Regions from separate parts of the Mus musculus genome. Here region 1 is linked to region 2. A link is a loop called in an ENCODE intact Hi-C map of the cell type or tissue named here. Cell type or tissue: heart. All regions are shown on one strand. Links, peaks and the distances in the headings refer to the core of each region. The heading gives the core; the rest is flanking DNA.

The links. Hi-C counts contacts between places; a loop is a spot of excess contacts. Peaks named below come from ENCODE experiments on the same cell type or tissue, not always from the same donor. Only the 100,000 strongest peaks of a DNase experiment are listed, where the experiment ranks them.
Region 1: it touches region 2 in a loop (5-fold over the local background); 2 of 42 quality-filtered maps call a loop at or near these places.

What each region holds. Positions count from the first base shown.
Region 1 is chr5:140,050,814-140,061,962 of GRCm38, reverse strand. All of the region lies in intron 17 of Mad1l1 (MAD1 mitotic arrest deficient 1-like 1), which reads left to right. Among named protein-coding and RNA genes, the nearest start is that of Gm30492, 39 kb to the left of the region's middle. In heart, for the core only: no CTCF peak of the experiment used is centred there; a DNase peak (open chromatin) is centred at 5,472.
Region 2 is chr5:140,172,788-140,183,936 of GRCm38, reverse strand. All of the region lies in intron 11 of Mad1l1 (MAD1 mitotic arrest deficient 1-like 1), which reads left to right. Among named protein-coding and RNA genes, the nearest start is that of Gm16120, 30 kb to the left of the region's middle. In heart, for the core only: a CTCF peak has its summit at 5,408; a DNase peak (open chromatin) is centred at 5,436; H3K4me3 peaks cover 335 bases; H3K27ac peaks cover 507 bases.

The sequences.
Region 1 (11,149 bases), core at 1,912-9,911, 120 kb after region 2:
TCTTCCAACAGGAAGTCTCTCCCCAAGACTCCCATCCCATCCCATCTTTGGTCATTATATACCCTCATACCCTCTATAATACTATTAGAGCTAAAGCAATTTTATAACCCTCATCCACCAGCCAATACCTGGCTAGCAGATAGGGCACTCACAGATCTATTGGAGGTTGGTAAGAGAAGAAGGAAAATGGATAGGGACCAGGCAGGAGGCAGGGCTGGCTCATACACAAGTGTGTGGCCATGGCCAGCTCAGTCTCAGGCAAGGCCACTCCATCCCCCAGCTCACATAACTTCCGCTCATTTTCTTTTCACCCCAAACAGCTTCTAGGCAGGAGGGGTCTGTGGCAGAGTTAGAAATAGCTGGGGCCTGTTTCCAGCCAAGCAGGTTCTGCAAATGTGCGCTGGGATAATTGAGGGTTGGCTCACGGTCCCACATGGCTCTGCTTCCCTTCCCAGCCTGGACCCAGCCTCTGCCGTGTGTGGGTGGCCGAGCTGCCTCCCAAGGCTGCTGTGTGGGGGAAGGCAGGAGCTCAGCTCCAGCATACATCAGGAGTCTGGCATCTTGCCCACTCCTCCTCTCCCAAGAGAAGTTGGACCCCAGAGTCTCCAGTTTCCTTGGAAAGACTGGACCTGGAAGGAGTGGCCTACCAAATGTCCGCAGCAATTGTGGTGTAATCTCATTCCCTGTGGTTCATAAGGACTGCTCAGAAGGTAGTCAGAAACAAGAAGCCAGACAGCGGCCAATAGAATTGACTGCATAGCTCTTAAGATACAGGTGACTCTGACCTTGGGTCCCCTTCTCTCATGCCTCTGACCACTCCACAGTCTAGCATGGCTGGGCCCAGCTTTTTACATGGGTGCTGGGATGGAACTCAGGTCCTCATGCAGTTTTACTCCAGACCTGTCTCTTGTGTTTTCCTTTTTTCTTTACATAATGTCCCACTGTAGCCCAGGCAGGCCATGACCAAGATCCTCCTGCCTCTGCCTGGACTTCTGGTACGGTCAGTATCCACAGTATAAGCACCATCCTTTTACTAGCACATCTTGCTAATCAGAGGCCTGAGCCAAAGGCCATGCTATGGTGAGGGCTTTGGAGGCGCCTCCCAGGTCTCTAGGCAAATGGCTGGACTACTCATAGCTGCCTGTTCCTCCCAGCAATGCTGGTTCAAGGTGCTGGGTCATGGTACTGCTGTTGGGATGTGTGTTGTGGCCTCTGCACCACCAATGGGATGTCTGGCTCAGCCTGCAGTATGACCATGTTGCCCCTTACTGTGGTTTTGTCTCTGGGCACAGTGTGACATTTGTTGGGATAGAAGCTGCTTGAACTACCTGCCTCCCAAAACTGCAGAGCTCCACCATCCCCCAGCAACCTGGCACCCTACAGTGGGCACTTCCTAAACTGTGTGCCCAGCCTCAGGATAGGCATATCACTGTGATTCCGTCTGCCGAGCTCTTGCGGAAGCACACAGAGCCTACGCTCATAGCAGAAAGAGCAGGTGAGGAGGCAGCCAGCTTCCACACACCTGTACCCACAGTGCCGGGCTGCCAAAGACTGCAGGTGTATGCACGGGAAATGCAAATGTCCCAGAGACCCATACCCAGGGCCCTTCAGCCATGCAGCATATGACTCCTGCTGGGTGGGCTCAGGAGAGCCTGGGTCAGTTTCTCCATCCACAGGATAGCTGTGCAAGGAAAAGAACTTGGAGTCTTTTTCCTTCTGTTTCCTAAGCATGCTTCTTGGAGGAAGGGATCATGTATCTGCCAAAGCCCAGTTAATACACACGTGATTCATGGACTCATGGGTGCCCACCCCTATGTCTACAGCCCAGTCTCCAGGAGCTCAGCTCAGCTGCTGTGGACTGGCATAACAACACAGTGGCTATGTTTCAATAAAACTTTATTTATGGCACCAAGCTCCGAATTTTATAGAGTGTCTACAGTATGCCAAGTATTCTTGGGGCTTCTTGAAAACTAATACATTTATTTGTAGAATAGCATTAGGTTTATAGAGAAGTTGACAGTAAAATAAGCTTCCCCTGTGTCCTAGCCTGTGCCACAGTTTTTTATACTGCTATCCAATCTTGTCTATGTATGGCCTGGTGGCTGTAGTCTCTAAACCCAATCTGTCTAGTTGCTGGGAATTGTGAAGTCTGTGCTCATTGAATGTTCTGTTTGTGAAAATGCATTAAAATCTGTGCCACCACTCTGGTGTCCCAGAGAGTAGCTGCTGTCTCTGAAGTCTTCTGAGTATCTGTCATCTCCAGCTCCTACAGATCTCCTACCCATAGTGCTGCCATTCTTGGAATGTCCCAAAGGCAGGACCCTCTGTGTACTGGATTCTCACACTTGAGACTCCTCTGGGTCCTTTCTGGGCTGTTTTTATTTTTGCAGAGATAGAGATACAACCCAGGGCTTTGTTCACATCAAGCCAAATGCTCTAACCTTGACCTACATCTCGAAGCCCCTCACTAGGGGTTTCTGGGCAGGTACTCAGTGAAACCACTGAGTTTCAAGTCCAGCCTTTAGAGTTTTTTGAGATAGAATGTCGCTCTGTGGCTCAGGCTGGCCTCCAGCTTGCCATCTTCTCCCCTCCCTTCTCAGTACTAGGTTTACACCTTGCCTATTCATTTCTTTCTATTGCTGGTGTTGGTGTATACCACAAGTGCTATGTCCAGTCACCTACTGAAGGATGTCTTCTATGTCCAGTTTTGATTCATTATGAATGGGCTCCTCTACACAGAGCTTTAATGCACTGGCAGCTTGATAATATACAGTCTCTCGCAGTTCTGTTGATGCAGAGGCCATAGTCTGCCAGTCTCTGACATCTACGCATGGAGCTGAGTTGGGGCCTCTCTGCGGAGCAGAAATGGCCCTGGGGCTACTCTCATCTCCTGCTTTGGTTCCTGTCACACATACACACACTCATGTACACATACACTTGGCCTCTGTCTGGTCCACTGGTGCTTCCCATATGGCACCTGCTTCTCAGAAGTCAGAAGAGCAGGGTCAGAAAGTGGTGGAGATGACGTGGGTTCCAGTGGGAACTCATGCAGCTGAGCATGTGCTTCAAAGCTGGGTGCTATATGCTCAGTGTCAGTGTTTGGAGAGTGGCTGATGAGCACCAGTGCCCAGTAGTTATTGACAACCCCACATCTTCCTCAATGAAGTGTATATGGGCTGTGTTAGTTAATTTTTCTCATTGCTGCACAGAATACCTAACAGAAGCAGCTTAAGGCAGGAAGGATTTAGTTGGGCTCACAGCTTCAAGTGATACAGTTTATCATGGTAGAGTTTATCATTGTGCTGGGGAGGTTCTACCCATAGTGCTAAGAGTGTGAGATGGCTTCTCCCCACATCTTGGTGGGTCAGGGAAGCAGAGAGCTCAGGATGGAATGAGAATTAGGTATAGCCTTCAAGGTATGGGTCAGAAGTAGAGCACTTGCCTAGAATCCCCCAGTGAGGGACTGGGTTGTGGCTCAGTGGTAGAGCCCCTGCTTAGATCGCCCCAGTGAGGGACTGGGGTGTGGCTCAGTGGTAGTAGCCTACAACCACCCCATGCCTTAAATGTTCTATAACCTCCCAAGAGAGTGCCACCAGCTGGGGACCAGGTGTTCAAACAAACAAACTTGTGGGGAGCATTTCACATTCAGACACTAACACAGGGTGATGCTGGGCTGGAAGTAGGAAGAGACCCTCAGTTTACAAGCTTTGATTGTTCTCCAGCCTCCCACAGCTATGCTTATCAGTGGTAAATACTTCGGTAGCAAAGTTGCTGGGTGTTGTGTGCCAGGCAGTAACTGGGCTAGAGGCTGAGTTACTTTATAACACACTTTCCCATCACACTTTGCTCACCAGCTGCTGCCCTCCAAGGCCTTGGAACAGTGTATGTGCCTGGTTCCATGTGGTGCAGCCCCTTAGTGCCTCTCTATATGGGGCTGCAGGTTCCTTGACTGGATACCATTCTTACCAGCCCTGTGCTCACTGTTCCATGATGAGAGCAGGCTGGGTGTCTGTGGCCATGGCTCCTGCCAAAGAGGTGTAGGCTAGCCAGGCAAAGGCCTGCATCCAGCCAGGGTGGTATATGGGCATGGGCTGAGATTTGCTCAGGGTTTATCGCTCCCTGATGAAGCTTTCACATTTCCACTGTAGTGTAGATGTGACCTTCATAGCTGCCTTGCCTCTGCCTTTTGAAGCAGCCTTGTAAACACACAGAGCAAATTTGCCTGCCTGCTATGCTTCCTCCATCCATCCCACACAGATCAGGCATGACGCCCCAGGTTCCCAGGGAGGTACAGTTGCTCATAGAAGAAGCTCTGAAAGTCTTGTTGTCTTGGCCCTAAGTCACCCCCCAATGCCCTACAGGAAGCTTAGCCTGTGAGGTGTTCCAAGTCCACTGGGGTAAGGTGCTACAGGACAGACAGCGATGGGGAGCAGCTCCAGTTCTCAGAGAGCACTGCCTTGGCCTGGGGCCCTGTGTGGCCATGGCTCTGCTATTATATACCTAGGGATAGCATGTCTACGCTGGCAGGTAGCCCTGCCTTCAGCTCCTTGTCATCAATGGTCAGGCCACGGGACAAGTGATAAGAACAAAGTAGGGGAAACCAGGTAGTGATCGACATGTGTCCTTTGTACTACTCAGGAGTCAGGAAGCGGTCCATCCATCCCAGGGCAGCACATTGTCAGGCCCACCCACAGCCCCACTTCATGGATTAGCCCATATGTATCCCTCAGCCTCCTGCAGCTTACACTCACCCAGCCTCCACCTGGTGCTCACACAGTGGGTGTGCACTGGATGGGCCAAGTGCCCTGTCCATCTTCCTCCATAGCATAGCAGGGACAAAAGCTGTGGAAGGTACTCAAAGAACAAAGAGCCTGAGAAAGGGACAAAGCAACCACCCTCAACTTCCTGGTGTGGGCAGAGATTAGGCCCAGGTTATGGGCACCCACAGGACCTCTTGAGAGTTTGTTAGAGGCCCTTAGTGTCATGCACAAAGGAAAGATCACTACTACCGGGGGCAGCTTGAAGGTCCTACCTCTGACTCAGGCTACCACAGCCAAGTCCTTATCCTCTATGTTGCTGTGGCTCCCACTATGGTCTGCCCCCTCCCTCTGTCTTCCTGGCTCCCACCATGATCAAACCTTTGTCTGCTGCCGTGACTCCCACTGTGGCACCCACTATAGCCCACCTTCTCCACCTCCTCTGCTGGCTGTGGCTCACCCCAGCCCCAGCTGTTCTGTCTCACAGCGCCTTCCTAAGCAACAGAGCAAGAGGCTGAGTGAGGAATCCTGGGCTCAATAAGGGACACCGAGATTTCATCCTGGGGCTGTCCCTAGTAGAACAGCCAACAGCCTAAAGAGCAAAAGCCGGGAACACATGGCCTTCTTTAGCTACTGGCTGTTATTAGTGCTGCTGTGGAAGTGGCAATGGTGGCAGAGCAGTGCTATCCACCCAGCCAGCCTGCCAGCATGCACCCAGCTTGGCAGATTTCTCACAGCAGTGCCTGTGTCCCGGACACTCCAGGGTCACATTCTAGCCAAGCATTCCTGCTTCTGCCAGGTCACCATAGAGCTTTCTCAAATGTCACCAGATCTAAAAGAACATCATAAGTGGCCAGGATTAGAGCAGAGTTAGGAACAGGGTGGGCCAATGGGGAAGTGAAACCCAAAGATGGGAAGGGTATGTTTTCTGTCTGGTGGGATAAGGAGATAGAGCCTTGGGCATTGCTGGCAGCAGCTGGGACACAGTGGACTCTGACACTGATGGGGTTCCACTCTAGAGAGGGTCTCCTTGCTCACCCAGAAGCTGCCCTCCGTGCACATCAGACTTCTATCTCTCTACCCTCCTCCTACCCTCTTTGCATTCATAGGATCATGGAAACAATGGGGGTGGAGTGACTGTCTGATCACTCACAGCTGTAGGCCAGTGGTTCCCAACCTTCCTAATGCTGAGACCCTTTAATACAGTTCCTTGTGTTGTGGTAACATTCCCCCGACCCCCCGCTATAAAATTATTTTTATTGCTACTTCATAACTGTAATTTTGCTACTGTTATGAATCATAATATAAGTATCTGTGTTTTCCAAAGGTCTTAGGTGACCCCTGTGAATGGGTCATTTGACTCCCAAGGGGTCACAATGCACAGGGCACAGGCCACTGCTGTAGGCCACCGTGGAGCCCAGAAAGGGAGATTTGGAAGAGCAGGGAAAGGAGTGCAGGATGAAGCAGACCTCTGGATGTAGCTGTGTGCCACACCCTACTTGTACTGCTCTGGGTTTGCCTGTGCCCACTTTAGGAGCTGGGATTTGCAGCCACTGCTTTGGGAGCTGTCCCTCCCTTGGTGCTGAAGCTGGAATCAAAGGTGAGGTCCTGGCCAGTTGAATGCTATCCCAGGTACCAAGCACCATGTTGGCTACTGCTCCCACCCCTGGCCCCCTAAAGACGCCACTGCTAGAAGGAACACTGTCTGAAGAGAGGCTGCCATGGAAGGTTTATTCTTTCTCAGGGCTTGCAGCTTTGTACCGATGTCTCTGTGGTAACTCAGCTTCCTCACTGCTCCACTCTGTGCCACATGCGACCTGACCTTCTGTGTAAGCAAGAAGAAGGGCCCTCTGGTCCCTGTGCGGGGGCAGTTCAGCCAAAAGTGGGTGACAGGCAGCTGTCCAACAGGCCCTGGGAGAGACAGAGCATTGGGTAGAGAAGGCAGTCCACCGCTCTCGCCCTCCCTCTTTCCCCCCTGACAGGCAATCAGGCCCATTCACAGGCTCCTGTTGGCAGAGGCCGGCTTCTGGAGGCTTCCTGTCTGCCAAGATAACAATGAGATCTAGATAGACACTTTAATTTGAATTTGCCTTTTTGGGTCCCCTGAATTTCAAATGGAGTTGTTAAGAACGCACGCTGACTTCAAAACCTGCCTCATTCCTTCAGTTGAGTTGGCATTGCCTACCAGGCTCTGAGATCTCAGTGGTGCAGGAGGCAGAGTGCCCTGAGACCCCAGCAGCAGACACATCCACTCTTAGGGTGGGGCTAGGTTCAAGAACAGTTCTGCAACAGCAATCACTAGGTCTGTTTGAGGAACAGACCTGTCTGGAGCTAGTTAGTCCTCTGCCAGCAGCACAGGACAGGAAGGCCAGTGAGCTTGGCTGAAATTGTACAGGTGGGCAAAGGATGAGTTCATGGTGCAGTGAGTGCTAAGCCCCATAGCATACCCACCCAAAACAGCCGTCTTCCTCCAAGGTCAACAGCCATGACCCAAGATGTAGCACAGTAGAGAGGAACAAACTGGTTTTGGTAGCAGCAGTTTGTGCAAAGGCCCTCTAGTCAAGGAGGCTGTGCATCCTTAGAACTGAATCAAGGCACCTGGGGTGAGCCCCACCCCCTGGGTATGGGTTCATTTCCCAAAACCTTGGGGATCCATTCCAAAGCTTTTAAAGAACATCATTGGTGATGAGATGGGGCTGTCCAAAGATCTTGGGTTAGCCTATGCTCAGATTGCCTCTTTCCTAGTGCGGCCATCGTCTCTGTATACATAAATGCCCTGTAGAGACTGAGGCAGGAGAATTGCTGCAAACTCAGGTCTAGTCTGAGCCGCATAGTTCCAGACCAGCCTTAGAGAAAGACCTTGTTTCATTTAAAAATGGACAGGGAGCTAGGGAAAAGATAACCCAGTCAAACCTGAGGGCCCAAGTTCAGTTCTTAGAACCTATGTTTTATTGCACATGGTTTTATTACCAACAGCAAGGAGGCAGAGACAAAGAGATCGCTGGGGTTCACTAGCCAGCCTTGCCTAATCAGAGCCCCAGGTCCCAGGAAGAGAGCTGCTCTCAAGAAACAAAATGGATGGCTCCTAAGGAAAGACATCTGAGATTTCCTCTGGCCACCACATGCATATGCACACATGAGGGAGCTTGGAAGTCTGTGACAAAAGAGGTTGCCAGCCCCCAGCCCCAGAGCTGGAGTTACAGGCCTTGTGAGGCCTCACTTAGGTGCCGGGAACTAAACTCTGGTCCTCTGGAGAGCAGTAAGCTATCTCCTCAGACCCTGTTAGAACTTTGTAAAGAGGTGGCCTGTGGTCCAGAAGTAGCCCTGTGCTAATGGTTTGCAGAGCCTGCTCTGGACTTGCAGTATGCAAATTACCAGCCTGGGTCCCTATAAATAGCATCGCAGCACTTAGCAGATAGAAAGCAGCAGCCTACTGAGTCTTCTCACTTATGTGTAACTTCTGTCATGCCTCCATATTATTAGTGTGCTTTGGAGAACCCATTATCTTTTGAATCTCTCTTTTCTTCTTCGTTTTTTAATCTTCTGCATTTAAATGCTTCACAAACACCTTTCAAGTGTGCACACATGCTGACAGTCCCGCACCTCCCTGGGCTGATCTTTGCTGTTATGCAGGAAGACCCTCCTAACTGTTGCTCGTAGGTGGGTCTGCTAGCAGCCCATCCCCTCCCTTTGTCCACAGTGCCTTTATTTCATCTTCACTCACACTGGATCTGAGAACCGATTGACGGTCTTGTTTTCTTTTAGCTTCTTGACTTTTTTTTTTTTCTCTCATTTTCTGACTCATGGGTTCTGATGAGAAATCTGCTCACAGAACCTTACCCCAGTCCTTGCACAGATTCTGGCTCTTCCTGCAGCTGGCTTTATGGTTTCTTTTGTGTTTATCTTGTTTATTGTTAGTCTAGCTCCTTGAGTTTGTGCATTTATAATTGAGCAAATTTTGAAGATTTTTAAGCCAAGTGTGGTGGCACAGGCCTGTAATCATGGCTACATGGGAAGCTGAGTCAGAGGGATATAAGGTTGGAGGCCATCTTCAACTCCAGAGTGAGTTCAGTGCCAGCCTGGGGAACTTAGTAAGTCTTTGTTTCAAAATAAAAAGTAAGAGGCTGGGGAGATAGCTCAGAGATAGAGATGTTTGCCTCCAAGCCTGATGACCAGATTCTATCCCCTGGATCCACATGATGAAGAGATTTGACCTCCACATGTACACCATGGAGCTTGTGCCAGCCCAGTAAACAAGTCAGTAACGTCATTTTAAAAAGTAAGTGGCGTGTGTGTGATACAGTGGTAGACATTTGCCTAAAATTCTCTAGAGAGGGGCTGGGGATGTGACTCAGTAGGACAGCACCTCTGTAGAGTCTAATAGCAAGGAGTTGGGGACCCAGCTCAATGATAAGGGGTTCACCTAGCATGTGTGCAGCCCTGGGATCCATTTCAGCAGTACCAAAAAATAATGAGAAGAAACTGGGGGAATTCAAGTATTCTTCACACCCCTCTTAACTCCTGCAGCACCGGCTTTAGCTCTAGGCAGCTTTGGCTGCTCGGCTTCAGCATAGTGCTGCTGAGTCAGCATTCTTTCCCACCTGTCCTCATACTTCACTCTCCATGTCTCTGATATGAGCTTTGTTGGTGTTGACCTTTCCCTCTGGAGGGGCTGATCTGCTATTAATCTCACTCAGTAGCATTTTTATTTCAAATACTGTTTTTCATGTTTAAAGGACCTACCTATATGGTTAGAGCCAGGCCTGGTGGCGCAGGCCTGTAATCCCCAAACTTAGTAGCCTGAGTCGGGGGAATCCAAAGTTCAAGGCCAGCCTGGACTACTTAGCAAGAGCTGCCTTGGTACTGGGGAGATAGCTGCCTTAGCCAGTCACATTCTCGGGGGACTCCCAGAAACTATGGTTTTTAAAAAGCCAGGCATAGTAAAGAGCCCTTTCCATCCCAGTGCTGGGAAAACAAACAACCGTGGGATCCTTGCAGTTTCCTGGTCTGCCAGCCCAGCCTGTGCAGTAAAGTTCCAGGCCCATGAGAGACAAAGGTAGGGTGGCACACACCTGTAATCCCAGCACTTGGAAGGCAGAGGCAGGCGATCTCTTCCAATACCAACCTGGATCTCCACAGTTCAGTTATTGCTCATAAGATTGAAAGGCAAGCACTTGCTGGTTTGGTTAGAATTTGTTGGGTGGTTCTGGGGTCTTATTGGCTGCTCTTGGTAGAGTCTCTGCAGGCCCCATGGAGACCAGAGAGCCTGTTCTCAAGTGTTCCATGTGGTATGTCCACCCGCCACAACCCCCCCCCCCCGCCCTCCCCCCCACACACACACACAGCCGAACTGCTTCCCAGAGAGATTGAGGGAAGAAAGGGCTGCACCAGGATGGGAGCTGTGGCAAGCACCCATAAGTGCCATCCCCGACTCAACCTCCTGGCTCAGCTTGTCTCTTTTTATAAAGTCATCAGCCCTATTAAATGCTGCCTCTCTCTCTGGCCACATTTGCCTCCTTAAAGGACCTGCTCCCAACCACCATCATGTTGGAGGAAAGGAATTGCTGTCAGAATTTCAGGGGATACAGAATTTCAGGTAACTCCAGCCCTGACCTGTTGCGTGTTGCCCATTTGTACCCCTCAGTGTCTATCCAGGCAGACATTCCCTGTGTTTAAGAGCTGCATGGTAGATAGCACAGGGATTGCTGTAAATGGGATTGTAGCGTAACTTCAAGGGCCTTCCTGAAATGTCCTTTTCTTCACTTGGACTTCTGGCCGCACTGCCCACTCACCACACATCTGTGTCTACTGTTCTCCACACACCTTCTCTCTTCCGCTTTGCAAATCTGCTGGAAGGTTCTGAAGGGGGAGCCATCAGTGAGCAGCCCCAGAGGATAGAGTCAGACCCGCCCGTGGGGCTTATGCAGCTCATCTGACCAGCCTGCTGCTGGGAGAACTGTCTCCTGACCGGCAGGGGACAGTTCTTTGTTAGTCAGTTGGCCCTTGCCTCCCTCTGAGCTGGGAAATTCTGGAGGTGGATGATAGAGGCCGTGGCTTCTCTGGAGGACCCAGAATGTTAGGGGAGCTGCTTGCCAGTGTGAGTGGGACAAAGGTAGGGCCTCAGACTGACAGGACACAGCCTGGACGACTGGATACCGGTTACTGTGGCCTGATAGCCATACTCAAACCCGGTCCTCAGGCTGCTGGGCCCTGTCCTCAGTGGCCGTACCACACCTCTGCCTGCCCTCCACCACACCTCTGCCTGCCCTCCACCACACCTCTGCCTGCCCTCCACCACACCTCTGCCTGCCCTCCACCACACCTCTGCCTTCCCTGCTGCAACTGTCCAGTGCTCTCAGGTTCAGGCAGAAGGCTCCAACTGAAGAGTGAGC
Region 2 (11,149 bases), core at 1,375-9,374:
CCTTTTGAGTGGCAGCCCCCTGTCTCCAAGGCAAGGGTCAATGTTAGGTGGAGTCTCCCTAGGAGCTGGAGTTGTGCTGTTTGCTCAGCCACCCTCCAGGCAGTGGCAGCTCTCCTGTGGACCTGGCTTGGAGCTCCAGGCTGGGCCTTTGCTACCATCCCCTTCATCTTCTCACTGCCCCTGGGGTGGGGGACTCTACCCACATAGAAGGGAATTATCCTGGCTGCTGCCTTCTCTCTGTGGATTCTGGATCACAGGGAAGCTGTCGTCGTCATTTGTGAAATGGTGTTCCCCCATAATTCTGCAGCCTCCCGGGTCTGGCAGCCACACAAGCTGTGCCGCGGTCCTCTTTTTAGCTCATCCAATTGAGGTCTAAGTGAGGCTTAGAGGCTTGGCTGAGGCTGCTCGGCAGGAGCTGATGCTCTGTCCTCTTATTTTCCTCTCATTGTGAGCCCTCCACAGTCTCAAGCCAAATCTGCATGATATACTCTACACAGTTGTGTTTGTTCCTATACTTCTGATGTTGAGGGAAACCCTCTTAGAGTAACGAGGCTTAAACTGTGGGCCTTCTGCCACTGAACAGCATCCCTGGCCCTTTGTAAAAACTTAAGATACCCAGACTGGCCATGAACTCAAGATCCTCCTGCTTCTCTCTCTTGGGTCACTGGGACAGCAGGGCTGTCTAATTAAGCATGTCTGGGAATCCTTTCTCTTGACTGCTGTTGAGACTGCGAGTCTCCTGTTCAGCCCTTGGGCCATGAGAGGATCTGGCTTCCTAAACAGGCATTAGTTCCTGAAGACCTCAAGATCCTTTGGAGGGTGCGGCAGCTACCCAAGTTGCAGCTCTGACCTCTTTTCCTCCTTGGGAAGTTTCAGGGCCTTCCCTGCTGTCCTGGGCAGGCCGACCTGGCATAGGTGTGCTGACATAAATGTGACTTCATGTGGGTCCTCAGTGTTCCTTGGAAGTGAACAAAGGGGCAGGCTCTTTCTGGGGTGTAGCTCATTGTGTACCCTCTTCTCTTGCCCATGGTACCTGATATTTCTCCTTTTTCTGCTTGCTGCAAAGGGGAAAGACTTATCATTTTGGGCCTTCCAGATCTGATCACACATGAGAGATCTGATCACACAGACTTGATTTAGAGACTGTGTGTGTGTGTGTGTGTGTGTGTGTGTGTGTGTGTGTGTGTAGACCAGAGGTGACATTGGGTTTCTTCCTATGGCACTCTCCACATTATTTGCTGAGTTAGGGTTAGGGTTTCTTGTTGATCCTAGATCTTGTCCATTCAGCTAGTCCAGCTAGCTGGCTTGCTCCAGGGATCTGTTTGCTGACTCTGCGTTGCCATGACCACTTAGCTTTGCACCTGGGTGCTGAGGGTCTGAACTCTGGTCCTCCTTGCTGAGCCACCTCCTTAGCACTTTATATGACTTCAAGTAGTAGAAATGTGAGAGCTAATGTTGGAGATGTGTGCACTCATGCACTTGTGCGCTCGCGTACACACACACACACACACACACACACACAGGTGTGTGCTTGTGTACACACTCTCTCTCTCACACACACAGACCCCTGAGTACTCCTTTTTATTTTAAGGAAGACTGATATACAGGGAGGGTAAGTGGCCATGGGGACACTGCAGGATTCCTCCGTGCTGTCCCTTGCAGCTTGCTTCAAGATTGATTCAGAGTGCTTCTAGAGTGGAACCATAGAGACCCTATAGCACTCTGAAGGAAGATATACACCATGGGGGCTGGGTAAGATGAACAGAGTACCTGAATCATTGGGGTGGAGCCTCTACCCTGCTGGCCTGGGTGCCATGACTGAATTGAGAATCCTGTTCACCTGAGGGAGGGCCAGAGTTCTAGAACTGGGTACAGGGATGTATCTGAACCCCACTTCTCTGCTCAAGGTTTCTTGTGTGGCCATCTAGCTCTGAGTGGGAACATGGCAGCTATTGCGTTCCATGCACATACCCCTGTTCTGATGTTTCTTCTCCCACCATCAGCGGCTGTGTGTTCCTTTCTGTCTACTGTAAGCACGTGTGCTGTGTGCCATGCTGGGGAGATGTGGCTGTACTACCTCAGCCCTGCCATTGTAGACCCCTCGCCTCCATGGCAGCTCTGCCTCTGCACCTGGGTAACAAGATGGCCCCAAGGCTGCCTCCCTTCCTTCCTAAAAAGATTTATTTACTTTTAAAGTTTATGCCAGGCGTGGTGGTGCACGCCTTTAATCCCAGCACTTGGGAGGCAGAGGCAGGCGAATTTCTGAGTTCGAGGACAGCCAGGGCTACACAGAGAAACCCTGTCTCGAAAAAAAAAAATGTGTATGTATATGGGTGTTTTGTCTTATTTTGTTTTGTTTCTGCCTGCATGTATGTATGTGCATCATGTATGTGCAGTGCTTGCAGAGGCCAGAGGCCAGCGTAAGATCTCCTGGAATTGGAGTTACAGACAGTTGTTAGTTACCATGTGGTAGTGGGAATTGAGCCTAGGCCTCTGATAGAGTAGCCATGCTCTTATCTGTTGGGCTATCTGTCTGGCCCCTAAGCCTGGTTTTCTCCACTCTGCACTGCCAGCCCTGAGACACACTGCAGGGAAGCAGGGTGCAGTGGGATGGTTCTGCCATAAACTGGCTACTCAACCAGGTTCAAGCGTCTGAACTTTTAAGTTCAGAAAGCTTCTTACTTAAAAGTTCCCTCCACTTCTGCTAATGATTCCACATTAGCAATCCATTTGGAGCACCTGGTGGGATGTCCCACTGCCTCTGTTCCTGCGGGGGAATTGTTCTGTGTGCCCTGATGTTCTCTTCACAACCAGCAGGGTCCACAGCATGGATGTTCAGGGGTTTGTGTATTACCTGCTCAGCAGGCCATTTTGGGACCTATATCCAGTCTTTTTTGGCTGGCCTCAAACTTGACCTTAAATTTTTTTTTTTTTTTTTTTTTTTGGTTTTGTTTTTCGAGATAGGGTTTCTCTGTGTAGTCCTGGAACTCGCTCTGTACACCAGGCTGGCCTCGAACTCAGAAATCTGCCTACCTCTGCCTCCCAAGTGCTGGGATTAAAGGTGTGCGCCACCACGCCCGGCTTAAATTTTTGATTCTCCTACCCTTTTCCCTCTTTGGTGCTAGGATTACAGATATGTGCCACTTCGTCCAAACTGAACTCTGGACTTTGTGGATGCCCAACAAGCCTCTGCCTTTCTTCCTGCCCTTCTGGGTCCTATTTTGTCTGTCAGGAAGGAAAGCATTCATTTGGTCTGGGAAGGAGCCATTTGCAAAGTCACTTGAAAGCTGTCCTTGGCCTTTGCATTGTCCCACCAAGAATGCCACTGGAGCTGGGTTGTGACAGGAAAAAAGTTTTCAAGGAGAAAAGCAATTTTAGGAAATAAAATGAGATCAAAACAAAGTGCCTTTTGTTCCTCTCCAAGCTGCAGATGGTTATTAAGATAGGGGTTCCTTGGTGCGGGGGCAGGAGGGGTTTGCCTCTGGCCACTGCTGCTGATCCATGAAAGCAAGGTGACCTCATGCAGGCCATCCCAGGGACCTGATGGGGTCCCTCTCTAGGTCTCAGATCTGCCAGATCTTTACCTGACCACCCTTGCAGCCCACCGTTGCCTCAGAGCCTTCACCTGCGCTGCTCCTCCCTCCCTCGGCAGTGCCGTCACCTTGCCCGGTCTGGCTCACTGACTTCCCTCTGCCCTTGCTTTTAACAGGCCCTTTGGCACAGCTGTTTGCAGCCAGTCAAAATCTGGCAATTGTTTGGCTCCCTCTTCTGATGGGTGGACAAGCTGAGGGTGTAGAGAAGTCACCTGCAAAGGTCATGTGCCCAGGAAGGTCTCTGACCTGGTGATGAGGATGGCAAGCCAAGCCTCAATGCTCTCTTCTGCCAAGGGCAGCATTCATGGAAGAGCACAAACATGTTGTCCCAGCCCCAAAGATTGGTGGCCCTGTACCTACCCTTACAGGATTTCAGGGGCATCTGGAGACACTGCAACCAGGTAGCAGTTACAGATGCTTTGGTTTCTGGTTTGTTTGTTTGTTTGGTTGGTTGGTTGGTTGGTTGGTTTGGGTTTGGTGTTGGTTTCTTGGCTTAAAACCAACTATTTGGAAGATGTGGCGATTGCCCTTTTGGTTTCTCAACAGTGGAAGAAGAGGTGTTATCAGTGGGTGGTGGAAAACATGGTACCCTGTCCCTGCTATCATCCATCCTTCCCTGGGCTTCGCTGACACATTTTGGGTAAGGATGGTAGCCACTCAGGACCTGCTGTGGGTCCTGGTCTTGGTGTATGATGTCTGAAGATACTGAGCCTATGCGGTCAGTGTCTGTCTCCCATGTAACTCCCCCCACCCCATGCTGCTGTGCCACTTTTCAGTACATCCCACTCCAGTATCACTCCAGGACACTGGCCCCTTCAGTACTCAGAACGGCTTCTGGAAATGAGTTGGTCTATACCTTGGAGACCACATCACCCTGCCAGCCCTGTCATTGTTTCTGAAACATCCTCATGGGGATGGGGGCATGAGGGACAACAGAGATGGCACAGTGAGTCAGGTAGGTGTAGGGCAAGGTAGAGCCTGCTTCTAGGGGAAGATGTTAGTAGGATGCTGGTGGCTTTGTTTTCTATTAACCTTGGCTTTCTAAAATACTGCATTCACGTGCTATTGATCTTGGTCCTCAGAGCTGTTGTGAACACCCTCAAATCCAAGCCCAGGATGTTCATCCACTGCCCTGCATCATCCTGGTCCAGGGTACCCTTTCATTTCTGGGTATTCACATCACAGCTCAATTGGAGTTTACAGTGCCAGTGCTACCACATGTGGTGGTACATTCCTTTAATCCCAGCACTTGGGAAACAGAGGCAGGTAGATCTCTGTGAGTTCAAGGCCAGCCTAAACTACAGAGTGAGACCCTGTTTCAAATTTCAAGCAGCAACCAAAACCAAAACCAGCCAGTACCTTAGCTGGGATGGGTTTGGAGTCTCAACACAAGGCTACACACTAATGAGAAGGGAGGAACCGGCCTGGGTAGGTGCCCAGTGATGGCTTGAGTCTGATCTCCACTCAGCACAGGTGGTCTATGGCTTAGCCTTGTTGGGGACATGTGGCCTTCAATATCCAGGGGAGTTAGCAAGACACCTGGATGCCACCAGAGGCCCAGCTTGTCCCTGTCACTTTGGTTCCTGTCACAGAACCCTCTTTGCCTACGGTGAAGACCTTGTCCAACTTTTTCACACAATTTCGAAGAAATCCAAATCTTTGAATAACCTTGGTCCTGAAAGGAAAGGCGCTGGCTGCAGGTGAAAATTGATGGTGGTGCTCAAAGGCATGGTTCCCTGCCAAGACAGCCTCTCGAGTGCAGCTTCCAAAAATAGCCGCCACAACAGTGGCGCTGGAACTGCTCCCTGCTCTGCCTGGAGCCTGCTCCAAAGACGGCGAGTGTGCGGCAGCCTCCCCTGCTGCCTGGCCTTCATGTCTGCCCTTGGCCTGCTGCTGGGCCAGGTCAGCACTGGGGCTGCTGCCTTGTGGTTCCTCACATAACTGGCTTCCAAGGATCCTGTGAGGTCCCCAAGATAGAGTGTGTACTGGCTCTAGGTCAGAAAGTACAGCAGGCTGCAGACCCTGGGAGGAGGATGCACTCGCTCACTCCCTCGCTTTCTCAGGCTGGCTGCCTCAAACTGTACTCAGTTCTGGTCGTCATGGTTGGCTTCTGGTATGTGTGTGTGTGTGTGTGTTCTCTTAGTTTGAGAGCTCTCAATGTATTTTTCTCTGTAGTCCTGGCTGGCCTGAACTTGCTAATTAGACCAGGTTAGCCTCCAATTCAAAAGAAATCAGCATTCAGGTGTCTCTGCCACCTGAGTGCTAGGATTATAGGCATATGTCAACATGCTTGGCTTGGGTTTTTTTTTTTGTTTTGTTTTGTTTTGTTTTGTTTTGTTTTTGGAAACAGTTTTAACCTGTGTGTGTGAGGTACATGTGTGTGTTCTTGTCTTTGTTGTGTGCTTGTGCCTATGTATGTAGAAACCAGCAGTTTGTACCAGGCACCTTCCCCCCTGAGTCATTCTGAGCCATATTTTCTGAGATATTGTGTCTCACTGACCTGGGCGAGGCTGGCGAGCTCCCATGCATCATTTGCCGTGGCCTCCCTTCGCAGAGCTGCATGTGCCTTACTGCTCTCAGCCCTTAGAAGTGGCTGCTCGGGATCTGATCTCGGGCCCTCACGCTGATGTAGCTGACTGTTTACCAGCTGAGCCATCTCTTCAGGCAAAGCCTGTCATGGTTTCTGTGGGTGAGGTCTTTGCTTTACTTTTCTCTTATCTGAGGGGCTCAGCTACGTGCTCACTATGACCAAAGCAACCATGGTGCTTGCTTTCATCAAAACAACTCTCTTCCATTAACTGTTACCACTTTAATAATCCCGTGCATATGTGTGGGGGGAGATCACTTTGAAAATGTGACTAGAATTTGCAGTCTTAATTTGTAGAAGAGGAAGCTGCATCTGGCTCAGGATGGGTTGCTACCCAGGAATTGAGGGTGGGGTAGGGAAGGGGCATCTCTGGTCAGGAGCATGTGGCTTTCCTTGGCAGCTCCTGTTTCCTCCATGTTGCTACCCCACTTATGTCCTGGAGGCAGGGCTGCCAGTGTTTGCACACAAGTGTGAGGATGTGTGTTTGTGTACCTCTAAGTAGGCTGTGTTGTGCATGTATGTATGCACCTATGGGTGCATATGTCCTGGAAAGCAGGCATCTTCTGCTGTTGCCCTGTTTTTCCCGTGAGACTCCCATGGAACATTAAACCCAGAGGAGGAAGACTGGCCATGGCCATCGTAATAGTGATTAAATAGCAATAAAACAGGATCAGTATTTACAGACCTGGGGTGCTGCAACTAGAGGGTATTAAATATCATCCATCACCAAGTGGAAAGCGGTCGATAGCTGGGGTGCCGTTTGGAACTAATGTTCTTTGGCTTAACTTTCCCAGCAAAGACCCAGACTGGCCCCAGTAAAATCCCAGGAAGGAACAGGGGAAGTCCCATTAAAGGTAACATGCCACCAGCTTGCTTCAGAGTCCTTTCTGGGGTTTGCAGTACTGTCACAGGGGCTAAGCTGTCAGCTTGCGCTGGATGACATAGCGTGATCCTCAGTGCATGCTCATTACTGGCTTTTGCCTTAGGTCAGCTCATCTTGAGCCTGCAGATCCAGGGGGAACTGAGAAGTGATTCTAGCCAGAAAGGCTCCAGGACCCAGGAAAGAGCAGCGTGGGCCAAAGGTGGTTTGACTAAATGGGGGAGCAGAACGAGAGCAGGGCTCTCCCTAGGGCCCTCCCTCATCTACTGAGCCTGACAGTGGGGTTCGTCCAATCTAGGGTGTTAAGTGGCCAGGCCCAGTGTGTGGCTGTGCTTCCCAGGGATTTGGGGTGGGGCTGGAGCACTCCTGCAGTCCCTCTTAAAAATGTTTACACTTTTACCAGGGTGGGGCCCAGGGGCTGTGGGGTGACCCTAGGTTAGGGGTCTTGCCTCTCCTTTGAGAAGAAGGTGGGATATTGGGCCTTTGCTAGCAAAAGACATTGCTTTGTGCCTTTATGAAGCCTGAGGTAGTGTCACTTTGGTGTACCTGCGGTGGTCTCCAGAGGCCATCAGCCCCAGATATCTTTTTGTCAGCCTATATTGATATTCTTCTCTGTGTCCAGTGCTTGGTTTCTGGACGATCAGAGAGAAAGATAAAGAGTTCCTTCACTTCCACCTTCCAGAGATCTTCAGCTTTGCTTTGCTAACGTAGACGTTTCCAGTGTGTTAAAGACTCCCTCTCCTCTGTCTCCCAAGTCAGGCCAAGGAGGAAGGTGGTCCATGGCCAGAGTGTCTGACATTGCCAGTGGATGGGCTCTGGTGAGAAGGGTGCTTGGGTCTGTGCTCTGGTGTGCTCTGAAAGGCTGGCTCTCTAGCTGGGGACACTGCAAAGCAGGCAGGCTCTGTGGTCCTGACTAGGTGATATCGCCTGCCCGTGCAGCTCTAGTCCCCAGCATGAGACTGGTTCTAAGGCTTGGTGGTTTGTAAGGGACACCTCCTCTCAGGTGCACTGGGTTAGCATGCAGCCACACTGCCTAGGAGACGACCCCCCTCATAGTGCCACCACCCCTGGGACAGGGAGAAAGTACCATATGACATAGGGAGTCTGTGGGACTGTGCCACCTTCTCTGTGGGGATGCCTGGGCCTCTTTCTAGGGTCTCTAGGTCATTGTTCTTAGCTGCAACTCAGATCTCCTTTAGTTTTGCAGGTCAGGCCTAGCTGATGTCACCTTGGGCCTTGCTTTTGGTCATCTCTCTGGGACAGGTTCTGAGGTGGCCCTTGCAGAGAGAGGCTCAATTGTTAAGTGATAAATTGGCTTCACATTGCTCTCTTCTCCTTCCTTGAGGAGTTCTGTTAAATTTTTCACTTTGCTCTGGGGTCCGCAAATCCCACTAAGTGACCGTTGCTCTTCTGGAGCCTCCTCCGGCGCTGTAATAAGCCCTTATAAAGGGCTCTATCCACAGCCTGATGGAAGTCTCTAAATAAATTAGATCCACTGGTTAGCCTTCGCCGGTGATTTTTATTAACCTCCGGTTAAAGAAATATTGCTAGCTACAGCTGCGTGATTTATTCCAGAAGAAGCCAGCCTCATTTAAGCCGCCGCGTGCTCCCGAGAGGATGGCATTATAGAACATGCAGAGCCAGGGCTGACTTGGGGGGGTGTGCTTAGGGGTAGGGAAGCCTTTCTCTAGTGACCTTGGGAGGAGGGGGCAGGCTCAGTCAGAGTCTTGTTTCTCCAAGAGCAGAGCAGCACGTGAATTGAGTGGGCACTCCTTTCCTGCCACTGCTGCCCCCGGCATACCTCCTTTGTTATGTATGTGGTGTGGCTCCTGGTTTCCTGCCCTTCCCATCACTTCCTGTGTGTGCCATTGCCCAGGATCTGTGGTCTGGCCCCAGGTGGTCAAGTCATGCGCTCATAAGTCATAAGCCTGCATTTCAGGCTTCTTATGAAGAATGACACATACCATGTAGTTGCTGACTGGACAGGAAGACAGTCCAAGGTGCCTGGGACTCAGTGTGTCAGTCCCACCTCTAGCCCCAAGCTGGTTCTGAAACTGCTGAGCTCACTTTTGCCAGTCACCTGAATGATGGTCCACAGGCACTTGCAGTTCTCTACAGCAGGGTCTATGATGTAAAGACAGTTTCATCTCTACCTCCTCCCAGAGGCAGGCCTAAGATCCTTCCTGAGCCCAGATTGCTGTACTAGGCCCTGACTGTGAACAGCACTCACCACCAGCACACAGCAGCCTGCAGAATGAGTGGGCAGCAATCCTCCCAAGAGTTCAGTGGTCCCGGTCACTTAGTCCTCTCTCCGGCAGTGTCATGGATGAAGAGTGTGAGCCAGGTAAGACACTGACCTGGGAGTCCCTTGTAGTCTGGCTAATAGGAACTTGTGTTGGCTTGGCCACAGGTAGGAGTTGGCACCCAGCCTGTAGCTGCCCCTCCCCAGCTGCAGCTTGCAGAGGGCTCTGGAGGAGGTGGCTGCATGGATTTTCAGAGGGTTAAAGTTAATTAAAGAGCTCTTCCATGCTTTCATTTCCTTGTCTCTGTCAGCTATTTACATGCAAATGTGGGCCTGCCATTGAGGCCTGCAAAGGTGTCAGCTTCTCTGCACATCAAGGGAGAAAGTAGCCCGAGCCTGCCCAGCCCAATGCATTGCATTGTGTTTGTTACACGCCACTGTGGACAGCAAGGAGGGGGCCCAAGCATGCTTGGAAGTCAGCAGCAGGCTTCTACCCCTGACTGTCTGTGTGTCTGACTTGAATTTTCTCCATTAAGGCTGCAGTTCGCACTGTGTAGCTGAATACATTATGCATGGTAATATCTTCACATAAGCAATTTTATAAATTAGGAGGATGCAGAGAGGGTACAAACTTTCTGAGTTCAGGGCTGGTGCTTCCCAGGGGTCCTCTTCCTGGCCAGGTTATCCATTAGCAGTAAGAGTTAGAGGTATCCTTGAGGAGAGGTAGCTGTGGTTTGCATGGTGTCCTGAGGTGCATGGTGTCCTGAGGTGCATGGTGTCCTGAGGTGCATGGTGTCCTGAGGTGCATGGTGTCTTGAGGTGCATGTTGAGTGACTAAATGTACTGTGTGGGATGTACGTCACTGCAGGGCCGGAGGCCATGATGCTGACATGAGAAGGTGGGTGGTGGCTGATAGTGTTCATTCTTTTTTTTTTTTTTTTTTTTTAAAGATTTATTTATTTATTTATTTATTTATTTATTTATTTATTTATTATATGTAAGTACACTGTAGCTGTCTTCAGACACTCTAGAAGAGGGAGTCAGATGGTTGTGAGCCACCATGTGGTTGCTGGGACTTGAACTCCGGACCTTTGGAAGAGCAGTCGGGTGCTTTTACCCACTGAGCCATCTCACCAGCCCCGATAGTGTTCATTCTTAATAACAGGTAGCCCCCTGCTGTTTTTTCTGATCTCTGACAATGGGCACAAACCAGCTTTGCCTCTCCCTTAGACAAAGCTAGGTGTACCCTGGGGCTTGTTTTATGGGCAGATTGTCAAGAAGACAACAAGCTGGGGTGGCTTAGTGTTGTGTAACTTTTCCTGGAGAGACACATAGGAACATCCTGTCAAAGCATATGGTGTGAGTGACAGACCAAAGTACTACTTCACCAAAATCTAGCTTGGTGAGATCAGTTCGTTTATTGAGCTTTTTAAATAGTGCACAAGTGAAAGGTTATAGGGGCATGGGTGACCACAGAGTCTCAATCCATCATGGATGCAACCTGTCATGTCTCCATAGATCAGAAAAGAATGACCTCAGTATTGCACAAAGAAACAAACAAATTGAAAGTAGATAGGTAAGGCAGTTTTATTTTGCAAAAAGGGTGAGATGTGACCAAAGCTGGGCTTTAGCATACCAGACTGGAAGGTCACTTAGTTTATTTAACACAGTGATGAGAGCGGCCAATCCTGGTGGGACTTGACTTTACAGGCTGACATGATTGGCTAGTTGGTACAAAGTGGGGAGCACGCGCGTTTCTCAGGATCACTTGCAGGGTCAGGGAGGGGTGGGGTCCTAGTCAGAATCTCAGGTTGAATTTAGTCAGTAGCCCCTTTATCATGACGAAG